Regions from separate parts of the Mus musculus genome. Here region 2 is linked to region 1. The links are chromatin loops, found by intact Hi-C in ENCODE. Cell type or tissue: left cerebral cortex. All regions are shown on one strand. Links, peaks and the distances in the headings refer to the core of each region. The heading gives the core; the rest is flanking DNA.

Evidence for each region. Peaks named below come from ENCODE experiments on the same cell type or tissue, not always from the same donor. Only the 100,000 strongest peaks of a DNase experiment are listed, where the experiment ranks them.
Region 2: a loop joins it to region 1, with 1.8 times the contacts of the local background. A loop is called at or near these places in 2 of 42 quality-filtered maps.

The regions. Positions count from the first base shown.
Region 1 is chr17:7,187,862-7,202,869 of GRCm38, forward strand. All of the region lies in intron 1 of Rps6ka2 (ribosomal protein S6 kinase, polypeptide 2), which reads left to right. Among named protein-coding and RNA genes, the nearest start is that of Rps6ka2, 25 kb to the left of the region's middle. In left cerebral cortex, for the core only: no CTCF peak of the experiment used is centred there; DNase peaks (open chromatin) are centred at 6,475, 6,774 and 9,458; H3K4me3 peaks cover 52 bases; H3K27ac peaks cover 1,032 bases.
Region 2 is chr17:7,261,555-7,276,562 of GRCm38, forward strand. It overlaps Rps6ka2 (ribosomal protein S6 kinase, polypeptide 2), which reads left to right. Exons shown (of 21, transcript NM_011299.4): 10 at 574-662; 11 at 10,038-10,102. Among named protein-coding and RNA genes, the nearest start is that of Tcp10a, 56 kb to the right of the region's middle. RefSeq lists an enhancer at 6,939-8,414. In left cerebral cortex, for the core only: no CTCF peak of the experiment used is centred there; DNase peaks (open chromatin) are centred at 6,486, 7,669 and 8,279; H3K27ac peaks cover 662 bases.

The DNA.
Region 1 (15,008 bases), core at 2,564-10,563:
CCCTGTGGTTTAGATTTGCATTTCCCAAATGACCCACGACACTGAGGCCCTTTCTTGGGCATTTGTATGCCTTTCTTGGAGAAACATCTATTTAGATCAGTTTTCTCTCCTTAAAAGTTGAGTCTGCCAGCGGGGACCAATGTGCAAAAAGTCTTATGAGTTCCCCAAACAGCACCAACTGGGGACCAAAACATGCCGGCCAGTGGTGTACAGTTCTCATTCAAACAGCAATGATCTCTCACCACTGAATTGTAAGAGTGACTTACATCTCCTAGAAACATATGCTCTAGGCACCACTTGCCACTGTATCTCTCCCAGGGTGTCACTTGTCTCTCTGTTCATGAGGAGGTCATCTACAGACTAATTCTCTTCTCTGACTTTTGTGTGAATTCTCAAATTCTCCCTCATTTGCAGTCCCTGTGTGTGTAGCCCATAGAGCTAACAGTAGGGTGCGCATTCAGAAACTGTGTGTAATAAATATGGTGAACACTAGCCAGAGCCCAGGTCTGTGGGTCAGAGAAGACGCATTGAGGACAGCTGAAGTCTGGACTGTTCAGTAGCCTCACTCACCTTTAGTTTCCCTTTATGGATGGTCACCCTGCAACCTTACATGGCGATGGAAAGCTAAATGTGTAAAGCCCCTGGGTCCTGTCCCCCTGGGTCCTGTCCCCCTGGTGCCTTTCTGTTGTGGTCTGTTTCTCATGGACCATCGCCAAGGTACCGAGCCAGCAGAGGTGGAGGCCCAAGGCCAGATCTTTGACTGGGGCGTGGGGGGAAGCCTTCTGCCAGGTTCACATCCACCTGCTAGGTGGAGCCAGAGGGTGTGGTGTCATCTCAGGTCTGCAAGCCTCATTTGTCTTTCCAATGGGATTCATTGCTGATCCTATTTACTGCAAGCCTTGGAACCTTCCCAGGGATACAAGAGGGGAGTGGGGGTGGCTTGTATTTCCTCCACAACAGGTCTCCTTCATGGCCCCTTTCTGTCAGAATCTCTGCCTTCATGTCCACATTGTCGTCTGATGTCAAGGCCCGAACAGAAGGCGAGACATTTTACAACGTATATGATGTTAACAAGCGTTACCTTTGTAGTCAGGGTCTTTCTAGCCTGGGTCTGAGTGCAAAGAGGCACATGCTGAAGTATCCTGGTTCTTGTGTCCCACAATAAATAATTAGACTAGAGGCGCTTGGCTGGAGAAAGAAACAGAGACACAGTGCATTAAGAGAGAAAGTAATGCACCTGGCCCACCTGAGTTTCTTGATCTCTCCTTAGGCCCCCACTAGAGGAGTCTTGTCTTACCCAGTACAATCCAGCTCATACCTCTGGTTGGCTTGAAATCGCCTGCTGTTTTACAGCGTGCCTTCCCTACTGCTTCCCTACAGAAGGGCAACCCCCTCCCCCCTCTGGCTACCTAGCTCTTCACTGCTGTAGCTCCGTCACCCTCCCCTCACAAAGAACCCGGTCAGGGCTCTCCTCACACCAACCCCACTGAAGCAGAGATGGTACCCAGATCCCCCATCTCCACCCATCTCCAGGGCCTGGTAGGAAATGCCCCCGTGCCCCGTCCTCCGCTCTGCCCAATCCATCCACCCAGGCTTCTGTGGTCCTGATTGAATGGAGTGAAGGAACACTTTCCTTTGTGAGAGTGCCACACCCTGTGCATTAGCACAGGCTAATCTCAGTGGAGCTGCCATCCCTTATAGGCTGCAGGGTTGGTCACATGGCATCTCCAAGACAGGGCAACAGACGGAAGGAGTTTTCTCAATCCAGAATGCTCTATTTTCACTGTCCCTGTTGTCACCTATGCTGGCAATTCTGAATAGCTTCCCACTGTCTGTGAAGGTTTGTAGCTGAGATCTGTCAGTCTGAGCAAGCTCACTTCCTTGTCTCAGTAAGTAAAAACAGTGACCCGAGTTCAGAATTTTTCCTATAAAATATGTCAGGGATCTGTACAAATAAAAAAGTACTGTAACGAATGTCTATGCACCCATGAACTAGCTTTGGAAATAAAAGTTTTCAATGTGACTGTACACCCAGAGATCCCTCCCAAATCTCATTTTCCCACTGTCTTGGTTTTGATGCCTTTCGTGCCTATTTATCTCCCTGTGTTGCGTTTTATGTTCCCTAAACACAGAGACATGCTCATTCTCTGGTTTGCATATGATATAAATGGAATCGCGTTGCTCTGGTTACATAACTGGTTCCGTAGGTATCTGCGTGAGTGTTGATCAGTGGGACAGCCTTGCTCCTCCTGCGTGCCTGCTTCTGAGTTGTTTGTTTTCTGACTGGGATGGTTCCGACACTTACTCCTCAGTTCCCTGTGGGTGGACACCTGCCACTCCCTCCTGCTGTTCTCAATACTGCTTGGAGCACCCATTCGCGCCTGTCATTTCCCCACACAGAGCAGGGTGAAGGACAGAAGTCTCCCTAGTGTGCATCCGAGAATGAAGTGGCTGTCTGTGGGGCACGTGATCTCCAACTGCCATAGACCTTCTGCATTCTCTCCATCTGGCCACGGGAGTTACCCTTCTCCCCTGCTTGCGGCCGGCCACATTACCTGTCACTGGCCACTGTCTCTTTACATTGCCCATTTATGGAATTTTCCTATTCTCCGTCTTCACAAGAGTTCATCTGGTATTTTGGACATCAGTGATATGTGTTATGCAAATGCCATTTAGTTTGTGGCCTATTTTTAACCCTTTTATACAGAAACTTTAAATTTATGCAGCTAAATTTATCAGCTTTTTTCTTTATGGTGTCTTCATTCTGTTTCTGAGCTAAGAAATCTGCCCTCACGCTGAAGTCATAAAAGTAATTTGTCATTCTCCACAAACTTAAAAGTTTTCCTTTTCACACACACACACGCACGCACATGTTAGAGAGAGAGAGAGAGAGAGAGAGAGAGAGAGAGAGAGAGAGAGAGAGAGTGCATGCATATGTAGGTGCACCTGTTTGTAGGTGCAAGTGGAGATCAGAGGTAAAGCCTTGGGCTCTGCTGCTCAGGAGCCATCCAGTTTTCTTTAGTCAGGGTATCTCAGTGGGTGAGTAAGGCTAGGCTGGTTGACCAGCAAGCTGCAGGGATCCGCTATCTCTGCCTCCTCCGCTGGGGTTGAAGATCATGCTCTCACACCTGGCTATTAAAAAATGCTTTACGGGCTGGTGAGATGGCTCAGTGGGTAAGAGCACCCGACTGCTCTTCCGAAGGTCCGAAGTTCAAATCCCAGCAACCACATGGTGGCTCACAACCACCTGTAATGAGATCTGATACCCTCTTCTGGTGTGTCTGAAGACAGCTACAGTGTACTTACATATAGTAAATAAATAAATAAATCTTTAAAAAAAAAAAAAAGAAAAAAAGAAACAGCTTGATTTAAAAAAAAAAAAATGCTTTACATCAATTCTGAGGATTGAATTCAGGCTTGTGTGCCTGTGTGGCAAACCCTTTATGAACTGAGACATCCCCCAGTGTCCTGTTTCTCTTTGCTTGCTGGCTTGTAGACTGTGGTACAGGCCTTTAGTTTGTGACTACGATGACCTACTTTTCTTAGCAGCACTTCGTTGGGTTTACCCATCCTTTCTGCATCTGTCTGCATCACCACCCAGGGAGGCTGCTGACCAGTTCCTTAGGGAGACAGGGACTTCCCACCTGTATTCTGCTCTATTTTCTAACTTGTACCCAAACCATTCTGTTCTAGCCATTACCTGCTTAAGATAAGTCTTGATATCAAACACACTGAGTTTCTCCTGCTTTATCTTGTTTTGTTTATAAGTGATTGTAGCTTTTATTGAGTTTTTAATTGATAATAATTTTTTTTAATACTGTGTAGTCCGAGTTCCCCTTTCTTCATCTCCTATCAGATCCTCCACATCATTCAACTCCGTGCCTTCTATCTTTCTCTCTCATTAGAAAACAGGCAGGCAAGTAAAAATAAAAAAGACATTAAAAATAAACCAACAGAGAAAAAGCACGAGAAACAGAAACATAGGCAGAGATGCATATGCAGTCAAACAATGCATAAAAATATAAAATCAGAAATCAAAATATCGTTGCAAAAGACCAGTAAGGTTAAAAAAAAAAAGCCCAAACAATGCATTATAAGACAAAACCAAAACAAAACAAATCAAAACAAGACTCCCAAAATGCCAGTGAGTCCATTTTTGTGTTGGTATCTACTGCCAGGCATGGGACCTACCCGTAAGTATTTGTATACCTGGTGAGACTCCATTAGAGAAAATGAAATTTCCCTTCGTGTGTGGCCAATTGGTCAATAGTTTCTTGGTTAGGGATGGGAGATCGTGTCTACTTCCTGTCTCAGTGCTGAGACCCTGCCTGGCTTGAACTCTTGCAGGCCCCGTGGATGCTGCCACGTTCTCTCTGAGTTCATGTGTGTGTCAACCCTTTTCTGTCCCCTGTGGCTCTTACAGTTTCTCTGCATAGCTCCCTTATGGGAGGGACGCGATGGAGACATCCCATTTGGGACTGAGTGTTTCAGGGTCTCACTCTCTGTTGTTGCTCTTCATGATCCTGCACAATTCCATCCGTGCTTGTGGACAGCTTGCCATTGACACAACTCTTTTCTAAGCACACAAGCTTGCTTTCAATTAGATCTGATATTGTGTATGAAGTGCCCATGCTGATTGATGGGCTGCAGTTCTTCGGATCCACTTAGGAGTCTTGAATATGCTAGCACTCCTGACACAACCTTATAACTTGTGTGATGTGCCTTGTAACCAATGGAATGCCTACGTAGGTGTAAGTCATAGATGCTGCTATCATGAAAATGAGTGGGGTTTTTGTTGTTGGTTTTTTTTGTGTTTGTTTTTGTTTTTTGGAGTATTTCACCTGTGCTGAGCATCTGCTAGTATATAACTTGATGGCTGGTAGCTGATTATGCTTGATTTCTATCATTTTCTTTGTGTGTCATGTAGCCTGGGTTGTTCAGAACATGCTGATTCAGCAGCAGCACAGGTAAGCTCTGAGGTAGAACAGGCTTGAATTCTTCCCTCATTCCATTAATTTATCATCATCTTTCTGAGTTAAGCTTTTCTCTCTTAAGAAGTATTGAATATGAAAAATACTGCAATATGTGATATTCTGTATCTGGTGGGCAAAACAAGGTGGATTTGAACAGGAACGTAGTTTCCTGCTGTTTTGATAAGAGGTTTCAGATGCACAGGTGCCGCCTGCCACTCTGCCCTTGTAGATCGAGGTTTCAGATGCACAGGTGCCGCCTGCCACTCTGCCCTTGTAGATCGAGGTTTCAGATGCACAGGTGCCGCCTGCCACTCTGCCCTTGTAGATCGCTTGAGGTTTTGGCCTGATGAGAGAAGACTTGGAGTGTCTCTGTTCTTGGCTTTTGTCTTCGTGATCCTCTCCAGAACTTTGCATTGTTAGTGTTTTAGGGATGTACATCTTGCATTATATAGAATATTGATCCTTTAAAGCGTAACAGAGCTTCCTGTATCATGCAGGTACTGCCAAGAAAGCAAGGTGGGCCAGGCCAGATGCCAACAGCTGGGTCTTCCCGGTGGATGTAGGTTGATTAGTTACTCTACTTTGCCTGAGGTAGCTATTGAGTACAAGACGACAGGTCTTCCTTTCATTTGGGGTATATAGTGACAAAGCTTTACTCACGTCTTGCTACATTTGAGAGAAATGTGGCACCTACCATATGTCCTACATCTATCTAACTGGTAACCTTGTCATAAAGAAAAGGCAGGGGCTGGAGAGATGGCTCAGTGGGTAAGAGCACCCAACTGCTCTTCCGAAGGTCCAGAGTTCAAATCCCAGCAACCACATGGTGGTTCACAACCATCTGTAACGAGATCTGACGCCCTCTTCTGGAGTGTCTGAAGACAGCTACAGTGTACTTACATATAATAAATAAATAAACCTTAAAAAAAAAAAAAAGAAAAGGCAGCTAGAATACTTCTCCTGTGACTTCTCTGATGAGAACATCTTCTCTAAGACGTCTTCAACCAATCTCAACACTCCTGTCAGTCCAGAACCCACCTTTCTAAAGATCTGGCATATCTGACGCAGTTCTTGGCAGCCATGCTTCTTGGGACATCATAATAGTGGCCATTACGTACTATGTGAGCCAGCTGGCACCTCAGGCTGAGCCCAAGCTCCTGATGTGAACGTCAAGCAGTTCATGGAAGCCGGAGGTTTGAGGGTTTGAGGCTGGTCTGCATTCCATAGTAAGACCTTATCTTTGGTCAGTGGGCTTGTGACCAAACTTGTAATTCTGAATGAATAGCCTGCATTCACCGAGATTTGCAGGTGAGCCAGGCAGGCTAAGGGCTTAATGTTCTAGGTTGGTCATCTGACAGTGAGTAGGAATCTTATGTGCTAGGAACTGGATGAGCCATGGTCAGCAGTCGGGGAAGATGACAGGAAAGAGGGATGCTGGGAATTTATACAAAGAAAGAGCCGGTCCTTCCTGAACTGCTGCCAGCCGTAGCAGAGCTGAGATGTGTCTTCTTTTCCTGCCTCCATTCTCCTGGCTTCCTCTCTCTGAGGCAACAGGAAGGTGTGTCACATAAACAGAGACACTTAAGGACCACACTGTTTTGACCACCCAGACCGCTGGTGTTTAGTTCACGGTGAACAGACTCTGCACTCCTCAAGCAATGTCTTTCAGCTCAACTTCTTCAGCAGAGCTAGCTAGGAATTTTGTCAGCTCCAAATATAGGTAGGCTTTTTATTCCGTTACTATCCCCTGTCTGTCCACACTGTAGAGAATCCAGGCTTAATTTTGCAAACTGTTCCATCTGTCATCAGCCTCATTGTGTTGCTTCTACAAGTAGGAGCACAGGCTGCCCACCTGCCCACACTCTCTTGGTGGGAACCTCTTCCACCCAGGCTTGGGAGTAGTACTGTAAGAAAGAGGGGCACCAGGAGAGCCAGTCACCCAGTGTGCCTGGTGACACTGGGTTCCTGTTGAGCGTTGGTCTTTTGCTATGTATTGTAATGTTTAATACTGGCCCCCAAAGCCTGGTTACCCCCATGGATGAGAGACTCTGAGGGTAGACCCAAGTGATGTTTGTTATATGACCTTGCACCCCAAGTTATCCCTGATTAGTGAATAAAGATGCCTACAGCCTATAGCTGGGCAGAACTGAGATAGGCTGGTCTTGGGATTCCTGGTCTTGGGGTTGGAGGAGAACCATGAGGAGGAGTAGAAGGTGGAGAGAGGAGGAAGCCACCATGAAGTAGGAATCATGGAAACATAGCCATGAGGGCTAGCCAACTGGACTTAAGAGCTGCCCAGATGGTAAATTATACAATGGGATTATTGATGGGGAGATAGATTCTAACAGCATAGAGGGTAGATATCCGCCCAGCTCTAATGCGGATTAAGGCTTATTATACTAATAAAAGTTGTGTGTCTTTTATCCCAGAACTGAATGATAAAGGCAGGGAAGAAGCCCTTGGATTGACAGTAAATATTTTCTACAACAGGTTCATTCCCTCACACCTTTTTCATTCCCTTTCCCTCAGAAGGGCTCTTTTACTTTCTTCCTGTTGGGGAACAGTTAGCACTGCGTACATGATCATGGATGTGGGGTCATCCACTGGGGTGTGGACAGCCCAGCAGCAGAGTCACTTCGAAGAGAAGTGACTCTCCTTCTGCAGCCACCAACTGGCAATAGCTCCTGAGCTGGGGTGGGGCCTCCAGAGCCCTCCCACTCCATGTTAGACTTGTTAACTAGTTTGATCTCCTGTGTGCCATCTGTAGGTAATCACAGCTGCTGTGAGATCATGTCAGAGAGCAGCGTTTCATAGCATTTCTCCTTGTCCTGTTGTCCTGACATTCTTTGTGCCCCCTTTCATGATGTTCCTGAGCCTTGGTGGGGCTGGGTGGGAACTGTTTGTGGCTGAGAACTCACATTGCTTATTCTCAGACCTTTGAACAGTCATGAGTCTCTGCATGAATCACAACCATTAGAAGCTTCTTGGCTGAAGACTGAAAGCAGCACAGATGGATGGGTATAAAAGCATAATTGTGTAGAAGACAGGTCACTCAAGGGAGGACTAGCTACCCCATACACCGTTCCCCCCATCGTTGCACCAGTGGGCACATCCTGCCTGAGTGGTTGGTATTGTAGCAAACAGGTTCCAGTGCTGGGTAAGACAGTTGATGCCTTTTCTCTCCCAGCAGCACCCATAACACCCCTAGTGCTGTGTAATGGCAGAGAGAGAGAGAGAGAGAGAGAGAGAGAGAGAGAGAGAGAGAGAGATTCAAGACTGATTTTTCTGCGTTCCCTATGTCCAAAGGTCAAAGCTCACACCAATGTTTTTTATTTGTAGGAATCTACTGACTTTTGATGATGGATACATACATATGTGTAAGGGTAGTTGGGCAGGTAGCTGTGTGTGCTCTGTGCTCCACGTTATTGGAGCCCTTGAATATCAGTGGCCATTTTTTCTTGTGGGACACAAGTGCAGTGGTCATGGCAGATAACGGTGTTGGAAAGGGTAGTGTCACTGCAGCTCTCTCCTTGACACCATCCCTGCCCTGCCCCAACCTATGTGTTCCTCTTCTGTGCATCTGCTCATTGTCCCTTAGTTTCTTAAGAGTCTGATCTAGACGCATGTGCCTAGCTTCACCCTTAACTCCTTTTATACTAGGAAACTTGGAATCAAGGCAGAGAAAGTTGACTCCTAGACTCTGTTTAAAGTCCAGCCCTCTCCCCACTCCCCAGCCCCTGTTGAGTAGTGAGTGTATTGAAAAGGGAAATGTTCTCCTCTGGCTTACATTATATTAAATGAAGTTACAAACACTTGCTTGTTCCTGGAGCTGGGTGAGCAGCTATACCAGAGGACATTCTCAGGAGCAGGGCCCAGGAAATCAGCCTTAAAGGTCAGGATAGCAGAGCAAGGCAGGCCTATTCTCCAGGAGACCCCGTTTCCAGTAGACGCAGAAAGCATCACCCCGTGGTGTTTTTTGTTTCTAACACAGTTGCCAGCTGTTGTGAGCCACATCTCTCTTGCTCCCTGAGCAGTCCTTACCCTTCTGCGTGGAAATGAAGCTGCTCCCACCTCCTGCCTACCTTCCCAGATTTCTGAGACTGAGCTACATAGCTGCTACACCCTACCTGGTTATGTTTCATAATTTAATTCATTTTTAAAGAAAATGATAAAAACAAACATCGTGTACTTTCTTGGTGTGTTCCATGTGATGTGTTGATGTCTCATAGTTTTGTTCAAATCAGGGTAGACATATTCCTCATCTAAGATTCATCCTGTCCTCCTGTGACTACATTTCCTCTACTTTCTTCTGGCAGGCTGAGAAGCACAGCCTGCATTGTTATCTTTAGTGTGACTGCTGTGCCTCTGCTCCTGTCCAACTGGAACTTAGCACCCAGCAGTCAGCTTTCCCCAGACAACGTTCTCATATCTCACAAGGCTTGCCCCATGTCTAAGCTCCGAACAATCCCATTATCCCAGGTGCTTCCGTCTGTGAAGATATGGGAGAGTCAGTCCATCTGTTCAGCTGGGGTTTGGCAGCTGTTCCTTAAAGCGTGGTATTTTGTGGAGCTGGTTGTACAATATCGGCCTGCTTGAAATTGTCATGTGGGTCACCATGGATGTTGGTATAGTGGCAGGTTTCAGTGTTTACTACAAGCTGGGTTCACTCCTAGGGATGATCGTATTCATATGGCTTAGTCCAAAGGACCATGTGCACTCCCAGTTCTGGAGGCCAAAGGTGTAAACCACTCTGGGGCAGGGCCAAGCTGCCCTAGAGAGGACCTGTCCTGCGTCTCCAGTGTCTGTAGCCCAGACTCCATAGTTCAGAGAGTTGGAGCCTGACTGTCCTTCTTGTGTGCTTCCGACAGCTGCCATACTGCTTTGGGACACACCCTCTTCTGTTGTGCAGTCTGGCTGATGATATTTGCAGAGGCAGTTTTCTAGTAGGATCATGTTCTAAGGTTGGTGTTTAACATGTTTTGGGGGATACTATTCAACCACAGTGCCTGCTGCTACAGCAGACTGAGGCAAGCTTGCCACCAGCCTGTGGCATTCATCACAGGTGGGTCTGCTTGAGGGTCGTGGTGATTTTGCCCGTCTGGGCTGTGCTTCCAGAGTAGGGTTCAGGGGCAGCTCTGTTTGCTGAAGCCCTGCTGCAGGGCTTTAAAAACAAAACAAAATATTTATTCAGTCCCGCGGTGTTGGAGTGACAGGAGTTACAGGGATGTGCCACCATGCTGTTTTATGTGATTCTTACGCAGATCCCAGGGCCTCATTTGCGTTAGGCAAGCAAAGCTGACCCCCCCTCAGCCTGTCCCTGTCTGGCTTTTTTGTTTCTTGTTCTGTTTACGAAGTGGGACTTGCTCACCTGTGTAATCTGGCCGAGTTAATCTGGTCTGAGTTAATGGGGTTAATGCGCACTGTAAGCTGTGTCTCCTGAGGAACTCTCAAGTCAGATGCAGATAAACTGTTTACCCAGCCCCATGGTGCTGGGCCCTGCAGAAAGCAATGTGGACTCTGGCAGGCACCTCCTGGCTCTCACAGACTTGCCTTGTCCTGTTTTGTATTTAAGTCCTTGCTCATATGCTCAAGCTCTGGCTTGGATGATCTTTCCTGATCTACTTTTTCCTGGCCCTTTGCTCAGGGTGGGACCATTGTTCCCCAGGACTGCACATCTGTCTGCTTGCTCCCTTGGCGCTTGTGTTTCCTCTGCCTGGCTTCATGAATGCTGAGTCTTCTTTCACTTGCTTTGGCTCTTTTGAGAAATCTATCTATCTATCTATCTATCTATCATCTATCTATCTATCTACTTATTTAAATATGCATATATTTAAAGTAAATTTTGTTGTGTGTAGTTAAAATAGAGAGAGTGGTGTTATAGATTATTGATAAAAGACTTCCACAGTGAAGCGCCACTTTAGCATGGAGCACTGGGCAGCACAGCCTTCATTCCTGTGTCTCCCAGCCCTCCTACTCCCTGTCTAGAGGGATTCAAATTCTGCTCTCTCAGGCCTGGGTTCCTCTAGATCAGGTGGATGGCCCAGTCTTTGAGGGGTCATCATCTTGGGGTACGTGGAACCCTGGAATGAGATCTTCTTTCCCATAGGTTGTACTTCAAGCCCAGCACAGGGGGTAGAGCTCAGGGTTTGTTTTGCCCAGGCTAGTTGCCAAGTTGTAGGCTCAAGCAGTCCCCCTGCCTCAGCTTCTGAAGTAGCGCTGTGATAAGTTCATGATCTGTCAGGTCTGTTGATGTGTAAACTAGTTAGTACTCGGGTTTTATTGGCAACTATTTCTGAGGTTTAAGCAGAGACTTAAATATATTATATTATAAATTTGCTCTAATCAGGTGGTCTGCATCACCCAGTTAGGGCTGCTAAGTTCCAGACCTTAGGTCTTTGTCCTATCTTGACTGATCCCACCCAACCAGTTTTTAGTTTCTCAAATGGCTCTCTTGTGTTTCAGTGCCTCTTCTCCCACCCAGCAAGCCAATCCTGGACTATCCTCACTTGGTTCCGGTTCACATTGCCTCACAGATGGCCTCTCTCTCTCTCTCTCTCTCTCTCTCTCTCTCTCTCTCTCTCTCTCTCTCTCTGTGTAATGTCTTTCAATCTTATTGTGTTTTCAAGAGTTTGTTTTTGTGTGAATTACTGAGCAAGAGAGTTCAAAGACATTTCTAGCAAATACAGCTTGCGTGGGTCTGAACATTCCTTAGGTCTTTGAGTGCTGGGCTGTGTGTTTCCAGAGATGTTTGAGATGTAGGTGGTGTGGCCTCTTTCTACTGTAGGTCAGTATGGGATACTCTGGAAACTGGAAAGGCAGCTCCTATCTTCCATGCCTTAAACTGATGGAGGTGAAACAGAAGACCTGAGGGTCGAATGACTGCCGAAATGGAGCATTTCCACAAGGCAAGATCAGCTCTGTTTCCACTGACCTCCAGTCTAGAGTTCCCCTCTCAGAAGGAAGAATTTTTGGGATCCTGGATGTCGGATGTTGGGCTGGCTTTTTTTTTTTTTTTTTTTTTGTATGTGCATTAGTGTGACATGTAGTAACTTAGGATCTATGTTCTTATGCTTCTTCACATGAACTTGAACTGGGCAGATGGAGCAGAGGCCAAGGTGCATGCACTCTGCTTCTGGCTGAGCTATGGAGATGAGCTGCACACGGACTCCTCAGTCTCTGCTGCTGGAGGAAGAGACTGGCCACTGATCTGTAAAGTACTGCTCTGAAGAGAGTGCTGGCCAGCTACGCGTTACAGCTCGCCTGGGTTACAGCTCGCCAGGTTTACAGCTTTTCTTACAATCCCCTCTGCTCTACAAAAGGCCAGCGCCCTTGCTGCCCTCCCAGGCCATCTCTCCTTGTCTCCTAGCCTGAAGCCAGCCTAATATTCTACTTGGTCCAACAGCAGCTGCTCACACTGAGCCACTGTGAGTGAGCAGACTTTGTGATGTTCTAAATGAGCGTCTAAAGGGTTCATTTAACTTTTGTGATGACCAGTCAAAGTGTGCTGACCATCCATCCATCCCTTCAGAGGTAGGAACTGAGTACACGTGGCCTTCCTGGTATCACAAGAGTGAATGAGAGCAGATTTAGAGGACACACCTCCCTTGCATTTATCAGAAGCAAATCTGAATCACTTGTCTTATTTTGCCCTCCTGGCTTCCTTTGCCTACAGTGTTGTGGAGCCTGGAAGACTGGAGGTAACCATATATGCCCTCACTCAGAGGCATTCAGCCTTGGACTTTGCCCTGTTGGGTGTTTTGCCCAGTGCCGTGGATGACATTTCAGTAAGTTAAGAAGAGAAAAATTCTGGATTTCCTGGATGTTTTGAGTTATGGATTTATGAAATTCTTGGACAAATGGATGTATCTGGAGGATATCATCCTTAGTGAGGTAACCCAATCACAAAAGAAGTCATTAGCTATGTACTCACTGATAAGTGGATATTAGCCCAGAAATGTAGAACACCCAAGATACAATTTGCAAAACACAAGAAAATCAAGAAGAGGGAAGACCAATGGGTGGATACTTCATTTCTCCTTAGAATAGGGAACAAAATACCCACGGAAGGAGTTACAGAGACAAAGTTTGGAGCTAAGACGAAGGGATGGACTATCCAGAGACTAACCCACCCGGGGATCCATTCCATAATCAGCCACCAAACCCAGACACTATTGCATATGCCAGCAAGATTTTGCTGAAGGGACCCTGTTATAGCTGTCTCGTATGAGGCTATGCCAGTGCCTGTCAAATACAGAAGTGGATGCTCACAGTCATCTATAAGATGGAACACAGGGCCTCCAATGGAGAAGCTAGAGAAAGCACCCAAGGAGCTGAAGGGGCCTGCAACCCTATAGGTGGAACAACAATATGAACTAACCAGTACCCCCGGCTGCATATGTAGCAGAAGATGGCCTAGTTGGCCATCACTGGGAAGAGAGGCCCCTTGGTATTGCAAACTTTATATACCCCAGTACAGGGGAATACCAGGGCCAAGAAGCGGGAGTGGGTGGTAGGGGAGCAGGGCGGAGGGAGGGTGTAGGGATCTTTCGGGATAGCATTTGAAATGTATATAAAGAAAATATCTAATTAAAAAAAAAAGAAGAGAGAAATCATTTCTTGCCAGGCCCACTTGTTTTCTTCATGGTGATTTCAGGGATCTTAGGTCCACTGACCCCGCTCGTCCCATAAGAGTTGCACACATTAGGAAGAAACACTGTGCTTCTGGAAGGAGCAGCATTTGATCATTTGTCACAGCCTATTGAATGCATACTTCCTGCAAAGAGACCTGGGAAATATAGTGTCTCCCGGTGTGTGTGTGTGTGTGTGTGTGTGTGTGTGTGTGTGTGTGGTGTGTGTGTGTCTTGTACACGGTCCTATTTATGGAGGGTAGGGTGTGTTTCTGGTTGGCTGCTGGCTCCTTCTGCTAGGGTGGTTTTGAAGAAGGCCACTGTTGTCTGAGGCTGACTCACTGACTCTCACTACATCAGAGTAAACCTTGGTTATTTTTCTTTTCTTTCTGTTTATAGTTTTTTTTTTTTAATTTGATGTCATCTTTGATTTGGTCTTGTTAACATTAAGAATCATTTGGGGCACTGGTACCCATGAACTCAAAAGCAGATTCTGTGATTAGGTTGGCAGTAGGCATATTGGAGAGCCATCCTGATCAGTAGAGCTGTGAACAGTGCCCCGCCTTCCTACAGAAGGAAGCCACAGCGAAGCAGTGGCAGCCGCTGACAGCATGAGGTTCCAGAGCCCTCCCCACTGGAGTCTCTTGATCTCCCTGTCCAGTCCTACACGGCTGGCTCACTCTGCTGCTTTTTCATGGAGTCAAAGCAGGACTTTATTTTTCAACTCTATTTCCGGACAATTTGAGTGGAAAGACAAATATATTAGTCATGATCCTCTCTTGGAGCCCAAGCTTCAGAGACCCAAAGATCCTAGAGTTCCTGGTCGTCCACACTAGCTGCTGGCATAGAAATCCTTCCATCACTCTGTGGAGCTTTGATGTGCCAGGATCCGAAAGCTGGCCCAGATGAGTCTTTAGTCAATGTTGTTGGAAACGCAAATTCTGCCAAATGTTTCTGAGCCTGTGGACCCATACTGCATTTCATACAGGAGACCCGTGAGCCAATGAGAAGGTGGTCTCACTGGGTTTGGCTTCTTAAACAACCCGTGTACCACAGACTTGATGCCATCACCTAACCAACTGCCTATTGTAGTTGACCTTTACTTCGAATCGATGTGACGTAGTGGGGCAGGCGGGGAAGGGCACAGTGCAAGTCACAGTGATCAAAGCCCAAGTCCCCTCAAGATTCCCGGGAAGTCTTCATTTATCTGTGCCGCTTCATGGCATGGCCGCTCTAGTATAGCTGGGAAGTGTATCTGAAAGTGTAATAGATATTGGCAGCGTCTAGATCACCACTGAGTGCGGTGAATACATGACCATAAACGAGAGATTGAGTTCTAAGGACTAGATTGTGTCCCCAACAAGTCATATGTTGAGGAAGGACACCAGTGGGGCTATATTTTCAACAA
Region 2 (15,008 bases), core at 2,565-10,564, 74 kb after region 1:
CCAGCCATCCCACGTGGGCCCAGTACCTGGTCCTCAGCAAGGTCCACGGTCACCAGGGTCCTACATGAGTGCTGGGCCCCTGGGATGCTCCAGTCATCCTCCATAATTCTGTGGCAGCCCAGCCCAGGGAAGATAAGAGCGCCACTGTCGCCAGGGTGCCTGGAAGGAACTCAACAAATGTAACCCTAATAGTCTTTTTTGCTTAAAGAAACTTTACGCTATAAAATACAATTGTTTTGAAAATTAATTTCTACTGGAAATGTTGGTGAAATGCTGGTGATACTCGGGGAATCACTATTGCTGTTTTGATCATTCACTGTGTTTTAAACGGGTTATTTAGTAGCCGTTGTGAAAATTTCTCACTTTTTTTATTTTGATTATGGTCAGCAGCAGCCAGCTGCAGGCCACATGAGCTAAAAAGCTCTGTGGTGTCTTCATCCTGTTTCAAGGCATAAAGGGATCCTTAGCCCAGAGTGCTGAGTGTTCGGGGTCTGTCCCCTTACAAGCAGAGAAGTGGCCAACCGCACATCTCTTTGCTCTCGGCATCTAACCTGCATTCCTTCTGCATTCCAGAGCCAAGCTGGGTATGCCTCAGTTCCTCAGTGCGGAGGCTCAGAGCCTGCTCAGGGCCCTTTTCAAGCGGAACCCCTGCAACAGGCTAGGTAAGGGTCCCTGTGACACCCCCACCCCAGGAATGCAATGAGGCTGCCCTCTAGACCCCCCCTTAGGAATGTGAGAGGCCACCATTCTGTTCCCCACGGGACGTGGAGGACTTCCTCCCTATGCCCCAACTCTGAACTGTATGCTTTTCCTTGCTGAGGTTGCAGGAAGCAGAGGTACCCCGACGCTGGGGAAACACTCACATGTGGCCTGGCGCCCACAGGCACGTGGACTTATCAGGATTGCTGAAAGGCATTTGATTCTCAGAGTATAACAATTTGTTCTTTTTTAAACACGCCTTTAATCCCAGCACTCGGGAGGCAGAGGCAGGTGGATTTCTGAGTTTGAGGCCAGCCTGGTCTACAAAGTGAGTTCCAGGACAGCCAGGGCTATACAGAGAAACCCTTTCTCAAAAAACCAAAAAAAAAAAAAAATTCCCCGCTTTTGCAGAAAGCCACTATATTCTCCTCTGGTTTTGTCTCTCTTACTTTAAAAATGCCATAAACTACAGACAGAATGGTTGAAAGGTCACTTCTAATTTATAGCCTTTTAAGAAGCCAACATGTACAGAGTGCGGTTTACTTTAGCATTATCTGAGCACCGCCTCCCTCTCCCAACCATACAGAGTTTTCTGCTTGGCCTGGGAAGGCCTTGGGGAATGACTGAGACACAGGAAGAGGGTAAGGATCCATGGAAATGTGAGCTGATGGATGGGTTATCCCACAGATGGACAGAAGGAACACGGGCCATTGGCTCCAGCCTCACAAGTAGGAACAAGTCATTAGATGTGAGTTAGGAAATATATCATTCTCAAAGAAATAATTAGATTTTTTTTTCTCTTTCTGCCTGGCTCAGCCCCAAAGGAAGCTCAGGCCTCATTTAATTTCTTTCACGTATCAGCTTTAATTCAGGGAACTTCTACAGTCATTTACAATCTTTCAGTTATTGAGAACGTCAAGCTACTATTAAAGGCACTGTCCCACTTCCTGGGATCCTCCTGTTGGCGCGTGAGGGGATTTGTATGCAGTGAATGCAAGCCGTTGCTGCTGAGTAGATTCACATTCAACTTCTGATCCAGGATTCACATCACACATTGCTCTCCCCTCCTGAAGTTGCTTTAGAAGATAGTTCTGTTAAGAGCTATCACGAGAGACAGGACGAGGGTTAAAACAAAACAAAAGAAGGCCGTTTCATGATCTCGTCAGAGGCACAGCAACTGTGGTCACCCTGCTCCAGATGTTCCTGTCACCCCTCCACTCCTTGTGCATAGCCATCGGGCTCAGACACACACAGGGTCTTAGGGGAGCATCCACAAACTGACATGGAGACACCTAGAGTAGAATGCACAGAAGACACTGCAAGGGTGCTTGTCCTGTGTGGAGCCTGTGATTGCTTCTGCGGTCAAGCTAGCAGGGCAGTGGTGAACTAGCAGGACAGTGGTGAGCTAACGGGGCAGTGGTGAGCCAGGGTGTTGTGTCACCTCAGGTTCACTGGGCTGGCCCAGTGGGGTCTTTACAGTTGGGCTCTAGAGCTGAAAGACTGTTCACAACTGGCCAGAGCAGTCTCCCTAGCAAGAGCTCATCAAGACGACCAACGTGAAAGTGAAGGTCCTGGGGAAGCAGCTCCTGTCCCCAGGATGCCAGTGGTGAGCTGAAGTGGCAGACACCAGGATGGGGATGTGTGGAGCCACAGTGGGTGCCTTGGTGTGGATGTGCATTGTTGCTTGTGTTGGGCTCATGATTTGGAGGAAACCCGTGGGCCAGATTGTTCTGTGGTGCTGTTCTTGAATCACTTGTGCAGGTCTCAGATAGTACCTGAGCCTCGGCCAAGAGTCTCTGTGGTTTCTCTTGGGACCAGGTGGGTTATGATCACATGCATTGCGTCGTAGGCCAGGCTCGTGTATGTATGTATGTGTGTGTGTGTGTGTGTGTGTGTGTGTGTGTGTGTGTGTGTGTGTGTGTCCATGAGTCCCAGAGCTGCCCTCTGATTACACTTGGCCCAGGCCAGCCTGCAGCCCCTCTTTGGTGAGTCATTGTTAAACATTATAAACACAGGATAGCCCTGAGATGAACCTCTCTGGGCACAGGGCTGGGAACTTGCTCTCAGAACACATAGTCTTTGAGATGCCGAGGGTCGCACCCAGAATCCTCATGCTTACATTTATTAGCAGATATCCTTAGTTCATGCTAAGCAAGCATTTTACCACAGATCTACACCTCCAGCCATTTTATTCCTTTTGACACAGGTCTTACTAAATTATCCAGGATGCCCTTAAACTCACTCTGCTTGGCCTTGAATTTGAGATTATTCTTCCTGTCTCCAGAGGAGCTGGGTCAGAGCATACTGGAGGACTCCTGCCGCTCAGAACACACTACTGCTGAGTGCCTTTGTAGGACTCAGATTCCCCACAGTGCAGGCGACTGCTGTTCACATCACTGCCACTTGCCTCTGAACCATGTCTGGAGGGCTAGACTGACTCCATCCTTCTAAATGTCTGGTTCCAGCCAGTTCTTTCTGGGTGAGCCTGGAGCACGCCTCATGCCCCTTCCTGAGTGGCTTACACTGTCCAGTGTAAGTATAGCCATGCTCAGTGGACCTTGAGGCAGTCCTCAAGGGGAGGATGACAGCCTGTGACAGGCGTGACAGCTGCTGCTTACTGACCAGGAGATCAAGTCAGGGCACTTGACTGAGCGCTGTGCAGTCATCACCCTTAGACAAGTCCTCACAGTGGTGCTATAAGTAGGCCAAAGGAGAACTCTCTGGCTCACGTATAAACAAGGAGGCAACCAGGTGTAATCCCAGCACTTTGGAGGCAGAGGCAGGCAGATTTCTGTGAGTTCAAAGCCAGCCTGATTTATGGAGTGAGTTCAAAAACAGTCAAGGCTACACAGAGAAATCCTGTCTTGGAAAACAGCAAACAACAACAACAACAAACTCAACCAAAACCAAAACCAGGGAAGCAGCCACGATAATTGCTTTTGGCTGCAAAAACAAAACAAAACAAACCCCATATTTGAGCCTGTTGCTTGCCTCTCATAGAGGTGTGGAGTTCCTCGTTAAATGGGCCACAGACAGTGGGAAGCAAAGGCACAGATGAGCCTCTGTGTCCTTCCCTAACTGAGTATTGGACCTGACCTGGCCATGTCTAGCTAAATGACTGTGGGAGGTCAGCTCTTCTCCCAGCTGGTCAAGGACCCAGCTGGTCAGTCCCTGAGGTCTCTCATGACCTCCCAAGCCCACAGCTTTGCATACCCTTCCTGTCAGGGAGGCATCCAGGGTCCTCATTGCACCTGTGGAACCCATCATCACATTCCACTCGTTCCTGCCGTCCTCCCTCCGACCGTGAGGTTTGAGGAACCTGTTATATCTGGCTTTTTCATAAACACTTGCCTTTTAGGACATCAGGGAAATACAAGAACTCCATGTTGGAAACCTCAGAGGAGGGACAGGTTCTCCCTGACTACCACAGTGCTTCAGGCACGGCCTCTACTGTTTAAAAAAAAAAAAATATGGTGAGGTCTGACAGCGGCTTCCAAGGGGGCTTTGGCATTCCAGAGCAAAGTCAGGTGACAGTAACCCATTCAGAGCCCAAAGTTGGAGCCAAGCGTTGGGGCTTTTATTAACGGTGCAGCAGCGGAGCATTGTCCGTGGTGGCTCCAGTCCACAGGGACAGACTTGGAAATGCTCTCCGAGGCTGGCCTTGTGTTGAATCCTTGGGGATCTGCCAGATTTGCAAGGAAACTGTCTTTAATTCACACCTGGATGCTGTCCAATGGAATTTACTTATGTGAAGGCTGTCTCTTTTCTCTCTCCCTGTGCAGAGGCTCCTGGACGCTCTCTGCAATTGAACTTGCTGAATTGTTATGAGAATCTCAATTTATTTGTTTTCCTTTATACACTCTTCATTCTGCACAGCCAATGTGCATAAAAGATAGGAAGGTTTCGAAAAACAGTAGAAGAGAGATAATTACATAAAATTCTAGTCTTAACAGATTTGTGTTTATTTTGAGATTGTATTTATCGGCTCCAGAGGCATCCAGCAAGGGCTTCAGTCCTTTACCAGACTTCCTGTCTCGAGAGGCGGTTGTGATCACAGACTTCTTGCTTCCTGAGAATGTCTTCAAGCTTGTTTCCCTTTTTTGCGTGTTGGGATAAAACAAAAAGCTCTGGTTCTTTCATACCTCACAGATTCGGATGAGGTTAGAGATGCGGTGACCTCCAACCTTGGCAGGGTCTCCGTGAACTGATGGCACCCTGGGATGCTGGCCTGAATTCATCCCGCAATAATCCTGGCTGAATAGCGAAAGCCCACGAGCTTAGTCCAGTGTCCCCAGGAAGGTCCCCAGGAAGGTTTCTGTGCACACGAGCTAGCTGGACCGCTCCTGTGGGCAGCACCCAGCCACAGCAGAGTGAGGCCGAGCCTGTGACATATGGCCACATGCTTCAGCATAAAGGGGAAGGGGCTAAGCACACTGCCCACAACAGCCCAGGATGGCCTGTCTTCAGTAGAAGCCAGGGTAGGAGAGAGACAGATGCCCAAAGGCGAACACAGATGTTCTCATCTGCTAGCTGGGCAGGAGAGGGGCATCCCTCCACCTTGTGCTCTGCTGTCTGGCTCCTTAAACAGTAAGCACATTAATTTTATGATTCTAAGAGGTTTTGGGGTTTTTTTTTTTGTTGTTGTTGTTTTGTTTTGTTTTGTTTAGGTGGGGAGCTGTTTTGAAGGGAAAAATTCAATATTTAGAGATACATGGCAGGGGACCGTAAGAAGTTCACTTTTCCCCACCCTCAGGGCCACACTAGCTCTCTTTAACAGATAGGTGAGCCGGGCGGGGGGGGTTGTCGCACTTGTACTCAGCACAAGGGTTGTCAGGGTTTGATGAAACAGCACAGACCACAAAATGGGGCTGAGACAGAGAACAAGACGGTGGGGGGAAACCCAGGGGCTTTGCAAGGCCTGCTACAGACCCCACCCACCCAGCCTGCACTCCACTCTCAGGACCCCGTATCTTGACCACCATATGAGAGGTCAGAATCTGTGCCCCGATCCTGCTTGGAGAGGTGGGCAAGAGTGGTGGTACCCATAGGCCTGTCTGCTGCCTTTGGAAACAAGGGGTCCTGGCTTCTCTGCACTCTGTGGAGAGAAGAAATGTTAGTGTCTCACTTGCTCCAGAGAAAGCTGGTGAGATGGGTTGGAGGGGGGAGGGGGACTCTGTCATCCAGGGATTTGCTTTGGGGTTCATTTTCTGAGCCCCACTATGTTGCATATGGCACAGGGCAATCTTCCAGCTTTCCTGGCACGGAACATGATCTTAGAAGGGTCCCATTTGAGCCCCTCATTCATACGCTGGCCTTAGAGGTCTTCCCAAATCTGACAGATGGTCCTTGTTATCAGGAATTGTGGGGTGGCATACAGAAGACACAGCTCTGAGGTGCATACATATGCCTTGCTGCCAAGGTACAGGGGAGAGGGAGCAACTGTTTCGCTGTGACCCCTGCCTGGTCCATGCTCACTTGCTGTTTAACCTAGAGCCTGTGCGTCCTTGCTAATCTGTGAACTCAGGATAACTGTGTACCCCAGAGTCATCCGGTGTCTCACAGGGGCATAACAGCACCTGACATGCAGGACACACTGCCCTGTGTCGAATAGATTGATTGTAATGGGCCTGGGGGGAGGGGGGTGTGAGGAGGTGCTGTGGTTTACAGGAATGTCTTAGAGCAGCCATCTCTCCATGTTGCCCTTCTGCATCCTGAGCTGTCCCAGGCCTGAACCACCTCCACCTCCAAGCCTTTTCCTTTGCTGACTGAGTCATTCTGTACCACACACCTCTCTTCCCACATGGAAGCCTCCATCTGCCACTTACAGTCATACTTAAGTGTTGGGTATGAGTGCTGAGTGCCTTCTGTAGTGCTGGGCATACCAAGGCCCTGAACCCTTAGCTGACTCTGTCAGGTCCTCTGGATGGGTAACAGAGGTCCTGTGGGGCAGAGAGCACAACAGCCTTGGCGGGACAGTTCCTCATACCTGTATGGCTGAACTGGTCTAGACTAAGGATCAAGGACCCTTCTATCCATAGCAGAGGTTATGGGAGATTACCGTCCTGGCATCTGTAAATGAGAGCTATTTCCAAGTCAGGGGCTTGGGCTTAGCTCAGAACCAGCCCTAGGGATCCCTCAAGAACTCAAGAAGCCCTAGGGCTATATTATGATAGGATACACACACCACCACCACCACCACCACCACCACCACCACCACCACCACCACCACCACCACACAACCCAGCAGTTCTGCATGACACAGTTATGTCATGCAAAGGTTGTTTATATAATATGGGTGAGATTTAAATGGACAGAAAACACTTTAAAGAAATGATGTGCTACAACCATATTAGTGGCTAACAAATACAAAAGCGAGCTCATATTTCTGTCTCGTCCTGGACAGTTCTCTCAGTAGTCCCAGCTTAGATTCAGATGGTTTGCCAGTCAGGGCAGGTAAGGGAGGCAAGCCACCAGCAGAGAGAATTCTGAGTGTTACCGGGAGGATCACGGGTGTATCCCGTGCAATTCTGAAAGGACAGTGAGTATAAACCTTACGGAGGATCTACGCGTTAACTATTTTCAAAAGTAAGATTAAAGGCAGTGAAAATCTTTTTAGCAGGTCAGAACCTCTTGTGAATAGTTTGCTGGGTTTGGAAGTCCCGATGAAATGGGCACATCAGAGGAGGGTGTTCGAGTGCAGAGAAGGCCTGGCTAGACATGGGAAATAGAAGGAATCCTTCCCCAGGATAGCATGGATCTTGATTAGCCTCATGCCTTTATCAAGTATAGAAATGCAGGTCCAGAGAAGCACGATTCAAGCTGTTCCATGTGAAAAGTGCCCACAGTGATTAGAATGTGCATGGCGAGGTGTGGCGGGGGCCCTCCGTCCTCTGTCACTGCCTGGGAAACTTGCTGCAGAATAATGGAGCCTAAAGAGAGACACAAGGCACTCCATTCTGCCTGTCTCTGTCTGACTCCAGGGTCCTGTCAGTGCCTGTGACAGGAGATGAGTTGCAGGCATCCTCCTGGAACGGGGGAGGCTTGAGTAGTGTTTGGTGGATGGAGATCCTGTAACGTAGCAGCTCTGGCTCTCACATCAGCACAAACACATCCCCAGCCTCCTCTCCCGGAACTCTGCCCCCTGTTATTTGTCAAGTGTGTTCAGTGTAGATAAAAGCAGAGCCAAATCCATTGCTATCTATTATAAAATACGTCAGGAGACGATAAGACCTGTGTGAAGAATAATGACCAAGTTTGTTCTCTAAAGGTCACCACAACAACATTTTAAGGACCTGGCTGCAGACAATGCATAGGATTTCTGAGCGACAATCAGAACATCAGCCCTTTTTGCTGAGACTGCAAAACTGAAACAGTGTCCGATTCTAATTGGGGCAGATGAAGATGAGGTCAGGGAACTGTAACGGAGGGGATTCATCAACAGCCAACACCAGCTTCTCTGTCGTGTTTCCCTTATTCTTGCAGGCCGCACTGCAAGCCATGGGTATACAGAGGTTCTGCAAGCAGAGGCAAGGCATGCTCGCTGGAGAGCGTGCATGCCAAGGCCTGGGAAAGTGGGTGGCATTCATCATCGGGACCAAGGGGAGCTGTGAATCTGGGGTACTCAATCTGGAGTTCTGGGCTGCATCAAAAGGAGTGCAGGGACAGTGGTCCAGGAGGGCAGCTGTGGAAGTCGGGTCAATGGCTCTGGCAGTTACTTCAGCAGCATTGGAATGCCCCCTCAGGGAAAGAACACTACGTGCCAGGAACCCATACTCTGGTCCTGTGATTTGGGCTGCAGCAAAGGAGATAGGCACATTGATCCAAAGGAGCCTCTGCCGGGGCCGGGGGCAGGGGGTGGGGGGTGGGGGGTGGTGTCTGAGCTGAAAGATCTGGATCAGATCTGGGCATAATGGTGGAACAACACAGACTGAGACTGGTGTGTCAATAAAAGCTGCTGTGATTGGCTTAATTAGATATTTCTAAGCAAAGGCCTGACCAAGCTACCTGAGAGGTGAGAGGTAGTCCGCATCATTGCTGTGGACTAAGCAGAGGACCAGAAAGGTCAGAGCATATGCCATGGGCTACATGTGACTCTGCCCCCCCCCCCCCCCAGACTCCAGCTAGGACAGGTCACCACAGCATCTCAAGGTAGCCTTGTGGTGACCTTCACCGTGCCCTGAGCAGAGCTGTTTCACAAAGGAGGAGCATCCCCATCCCACGCCAGGGCTCTAGGCACTGGGTGTGGGCTCAAGAGGACCATCTGATTTTGATCAGAACCATTAGGCCTTCGAGCCAGGAGGAGGTTGGGGTGCAGCGTTGGGGGAAGGGGACATTCACTTCCTACCCTTGGGACAGGAACTGATGAGACTCCTGTGATCCAGTTCCCAGCTGGCTGAGACTAGCTCTGTCCCTGACTCACGGCCTCAGAGCCTGGGCTCCTTGCCTGCCTTAGCTCCTGGACTTTGCTTTCAATTAACGGACCTTATTCAGCGCCGCTTCAGGTTTAAAGGAGGAGTGAACAGTGAGTCCTCTCGCCCCTCCCCACCCATCTCCGGTTCACATTTGGTGCATGTGTGTGTTTGCCAGTTGCTTAACACATTCATGTTTCCCCTTGGAACTTACCATTCACTCCAGGCTGGTCTGTCACTGTGGGACAGACACACATGACACACGACACACACCACCATCTCCTGCCCACCCATGCTCCTGTGCAGTACACAACTTTGGATATAAACAAAGTAAGGGGAGCTGTTAGGTAGGCACAGTGAGTGGACAAATCAGAGAACCACAATCTGCCTCTGGGTGACAGTGACCGTTGTGCAAGCGTTGGGTGTGGTAATGGAACCTCAGGCCAGGCTCCGTGTCCCAGAACTCGATCCTATCCAATCTCCTTCTCCTTCCCATGGTCACTGGTACAGCAGCCTGGACAGATGTTCTACTCAGAACCTTCTGGCTCCGCTGTGCCTTGTCACGTCTTGGGAAGCTGGCCTGATGCTGTGTTATGGGTGTTGTAAGCATGACCTGTGACCATGACAGCCACCTGCTCCTTCTCTCTTGGCCATGCGGGCCTCCTACACCTGGAGCAGGCAGTCTGGACCTTCCCTTTGCTACACACTTCTGTTTCAGACTATGTCTATATCACAGGCCTGGGAGTCAAACGGGGGCTTCTTGGGCTCTCAGGCCATGGGCAAGTTCAATTTTCTTCTCAAAGAGAGACCAAGTCAGGACTTTCCCTGTAGCTTTTCCTGTGTGCATCAAACAGCTGCAATAGCAGCAGTCAGAGGTGACACATGGCCTTGGACCTTCACTGACATTTCTTCTCTACTGTGTTGTGACAGGTGCTGGTGTTGATGGAGTGGAGGAAATTAAACGTCACCCGTTCTTTGTCACCATAGACTGGAATGTAAGTCGCATGTGGAGGCCTCCACTGTACACACAGGGCAAGGAGGGGGCGGAGGGACTACGGCAGCTGCTTAGTGCACATGGCTTCTGTCTGCCCTAAGAGTCTGAGACAAACACAGCTGTCTACCTGGGTGTGAACATTCTCAACACAGCTGTCTCCTCAGAGAGATGCAAACTGGTGAGCACCCGTCATCCAAAGTCCTGACCAGCATCTGTCATCTTGTTGATGTGAGCTGCTGCTGAGGCAACTGGCTTGCAGGGGTGACTTGCCCCTGTCAGCCTCCTGGGCTCTCCCCTCTCCCAAGGCATGTCTCCTGATATCCATGCTGTGTCATACAACGCCCTCACACGTGGGATTAGTTTACATTTGTCCTAGAGGGCTTTTAAACAGATGTCTATGCATCAGGGTGTTGTCTGGTGCACCGTGAGTTGGCTGTTCAGACATAGCGGCAGTGTGTGAGCATCCAGTGCAGAGCAAACAGAAGCAGGGAGAAGACAAGCAGGAAGAGAAGGGGGAGGGAGGGAGGGAGGGAGGGAGGGAGGGAGGGAGGGAGGGAGGGAGGGAGGGAAGGAAGGAAGGAAGGAAGGAAGAGAGGGAGGGAGGGAGGGAGGAGGGAAGGAAGGAAGGAAGGAAGGAAGGAAGGAAGGAAGGAAGGAAGGAAGGAAGGGAGGGAGGGAGGAAGAAAGGAAGGAAGGAAGGAAGGAAAGAAGGGAGGGAGGGAGGGAGGGAGGAAGGAAGGGAGGGAGGGAGGGAGGGAGGGAGGGAGGGAGGAAGGAAGGAAGGGAGGAGGGAAGGAAGGAAGGTAGGTAGGTGTGAACAGTTTTCAAAAGAACTGTATTCAGGCTCTGAAGTTCTTGGTAGCCAATGCAGAGGTCTTGCTGATCTGATCTGTCCTATCCCTCTGTTTCAGCTGTCCTTTCCCACACAAGTGGTCCAGGTGCCACCCCTTTGTGTCCATGGCAGGGCCACAACTAACCTGACCCCACTACACACATCTGCATGCACATGCATTCGGGAGTCTGTAGACATGTGTGTCCTACACACCTTCGTGATGTGAGCAGTTCACCTCACTGAAAACCCACAGAAGTTCCATGTTCTCAGGGACTCTCTTCACCAGAGGGTCTCCTCCTGTGTCCCTTGGCAGCATGGGCACTTAAGGGTGACAAAGGAGAAGAAGACATTTGCCGGCATCAGTTTCCTGCCCATATCCAGGTGCAGCCTCAGGATGCAGCTGATAAAACAGTCGCTTATTTATTTTGCTTTCCGCTGCCTTCTGTGACCCCCAAAACTACCATCGTATATTTCTACTTTTTAGATGCAAACACCTGTCATCCACCAGCTGTCTCTCGGGGATCTGATGACCTGAGGGCATAGAGCACACCGTCCGCCAGAGTGTGGGTCACCAGTGTTAGCTGAGGCAGGTGGAGGGTGGTAGCTCCCTGTGATTTACCCCGTCTTTCTGCTTGTTCTCTGCTCCCAGCACATTAGTGCCAGCTCCAGGTCTGTCCTCTGAACACCCGTGCTGCTTGCCTAGCTAAGTGAAAAATTACAAGTTAATTATAGACCGGGAAGCTGGTGCAGAGGACGGTGGGGCCGGCAAATGGAAGCTGTGTTTGCCTTTTCCCCAGTGGCTGAGGCATTGCTGAGAGCTCAGGATTAGCTCAAACCCAAAATAAACACACAAGGTGACCTCACGGGCTAAGCAAGTCAGTCCACGTTGGTATCCAGCCAGCCAGCTTCTAGCGAGCCGACCCAGGGTAAAAATGACACTCAGATGGGCAGAAAACAGAACAGCACCAGATTCAGTCCCAGTGTGGCAGGATGGAGGTACCTGACAGACCGCTTCTTTCCCGACCATTGTCCAAAGCCGAAGTCCAGACCCTTGACATAAAGATTTGCAGGTGTGCCTGCAGGCGTGGTGGCCATGGCTGTTGTTAATATGAACAACTCATGCTTGTGGTGCGTTTTACATTTCTGGCCCAGCACACCGTCTGTTTCTCTGTGAGCTGAGGAGTCTGAAGAGAAACTGAGGTCCTAGGCAGCTCTGCGTGTGGCAATATGATGTTGGTGCTCTTGGCTGTCCTGTGCGCCGACTGGAGCAGGTAGAGGATAGTGATTCACTGCAGGTGGGATACACTGAGCGTTTCCTAACTGTGGACCTCAGCTGGGTTTTTATCACGGGCTCTTACTCCCACTGCTGCAGGAGGATTTCCACCACTTCCTCTTGTGCAGGATGCACCAGGAGAGTTCACCCCTCCAAAGTCCGCGTGGGGACTGTCTTGGGACTTTGTAGATGCAGATAGTTTTGCAGCATCTCTTGGGTTTGGCAGGCTTGTAGTGTTCTTCCTGAAGGCCCATCCACAGCATCCTGGATGTCCCTCCATTCCCCAACTTCCTTCCACTCGGCCCCCGTACTGTGCCTGCATGTGCCGGCGTCGCCACTTCAGGAACATCTGCACCCTTTGCTCTTCGGAGCAGATTGATTTCAAATTGTCTAACCTGAAACTGTGCATTAAGCAGATGTTAGGACCTGTGACCTCAGGGTAGATCCATCTTCGTGGTTTTTGGAAGCCTCCACTTTTGATTTGATTTTTACCTGCCCTTAGCTCATGATCCCCAAGGCCTCTCAGGTGTATGCAGACCATGATGTACCTGCTCAGCCTCCTCAGTTCTGTGCATTGTGAGATCTCTCTCCATGTCAATGCCAGGCTGACGTCATCTTGATACTGACAAATGAGATTATTAAAAAATGGTGAGGTCCCATTTTCCTCGCCCTGACTCAGGTAGACATGAATTATCCCAGAATCTCAGAATGACAGACATCAGTCAAGCTCAGTGTCTGGGCACAGGGCTGTTAGCATTTGCTTCACAGCAACCTCTGCACAGTCATTTGTACTCAAGAACAAAAGCACAGCCACCCTTTGTGTGATGGTTGGTGTATACTTGGCCCAGGGAGTGTCACTATTAGAAGGTGTGACTCTGTTGAGTAGGTGTGGCCTTGGAGTAGGTGTATCACTTTGGTCATGGGCTTTAAGATCCTCATCCTAGCTGCCTGGAAATCAGTCTTTCACTAGCAGCCTTCAGATGAAGATGTAGAACTCTCAGCTCAGCCTGCACCATGCCTGCCTGGATGCTGCCATGCTCCCACCTTAATGATAATGGACTGATCTTCTGAACCTGTAAGCCAAACCCAACTAAGTGTTGTTTTTATAAGAGTTGCCTTGGTCATGGTGTCTGTTCACAGCAGTAAAACCCCAACTAAGGCATTTGGCAAAACCTCAGAACCACCCACGCGCAGAAACAGGGAAACAAAGCTATGCTATGTGTAGCAGGAGCACATATTGGCACCTTCCAGAATGTGTACACAGCAAGAGCAGACACAGAACTGCCCTGAAGGTCATGAGAAGTCTCTAGGAAGTCACTGTAGCACAGAGCAACTGCTCCAGAGAGCCCTACAGGGTGTGGGGTAGAAGCTGCCCAGCCCAGAACTTCCTGCCACCAGCACTGAAGAAGCTGTGACAACCTTAGGGCAGAGAGCATGCTGCCAGCAATGATAGCCATCATGGAAGGCCCACGCCATAGCAATGACACATGCTAGGCCCTGCCTCAGGAAGACTGTCCCTTGACAAATGTTCTATCCACTCTCTCACGTGCCTCCTGCTGCCTCTCTGTAGCTGGATCAGGCTTCCAAAAGAACATGAGGTGACACATTGCCAGGATGCCTTATCCAGCCTGGCGTTCACAGCACACAGATGTGATGTGTGATCATCTCTGTCCCTGATCGTTCAGCAGTGGCCACTGGTGGCTCCAGCACTGGGCTCTGGGGCATATGAAGGGCAGGGAAGTGAATTGAGCATAATGCGGGGTGAAGCACAACGTGCTGCTGAGCAGAGCCCCACGGCACAGCATCTGGACCATCTCTGTCCTCTATTTGTCCGAGATGCTCTTGACCCAGGGATCTCTCTGCCCCTGGCTGTGTTATGCACTGGGTGTTCCAGTCACTCCTGTTTCTGTCTGGATAACATCAAGGCATGAACCTCTGCTCTACTGGACCAAAGCAGATGGAAGGATTGGGACCAAGAAAGTGTCCCTGGAGTCAGAATGTGTGGAAGCAAAGCTAAGCCATCTTAGGCAGTCGGAGCTCCCGGAGCATTGGTTTCCCTATGAGATGCTGGTTGAGTGCCCTGTCTGTCCGTCTGTCATAGGTTAACAGACTCACAGCCACCCATCGGTGCTTCCTATAGAGAGGAAAGGGTGCCAAGCAATGTATATTGTCTGTCACGCTGCTTCTGCACAAACCTGACTGTGCAGTCACAGTGTTGATGGTCAGACCATAAAGGACAGAATTGGGGGTGGGGAGAGGAGCCAAGCCAGGCCATGTGGGTATCATGACCACTTGGGGTGATGCTTCCTGGTGTGGACTGGCCTGACGGACCACATCTCCAGGCATTACCAGAAGTCCTACTGAGGAGGATTCCCCTCGGGAGGAGAAATGGTGGCAGGAAGCATAGGTGTTGAGGTCCCTATGGACTGAGGGGCCAATGCTGAGCTCCTGCTTTCCTAGCCAAAGCTGCTCCTCAGACATAAGCATTCAGTCGTCCGTTACTTTGTTTCTAATGGAAATCCCATGTGTAAATCAGCCTCCCTTGCGGAAGTAATAGACCTGGCTCTTGTACTGTCCATCTCTCCCTTCTCCCCTCTCTCCTCTTCTTCCCTCTCCCCACCTTCTCCCACTTCACTTTCCATCACCTCTCTCAGGAGAGGTGGTTTCTTCTCCTGCAGGTTAATGCACTCAGAAGCCTATCTGAAGTTTAGCTGGACGTTTCTGGGCAGGAGTGGGAGGCTGCCAGAGCCTGACAAGGCCTGGGTCCTTGTTTGAGGTTCCTGCTGTGGGATTTCCTCCCAG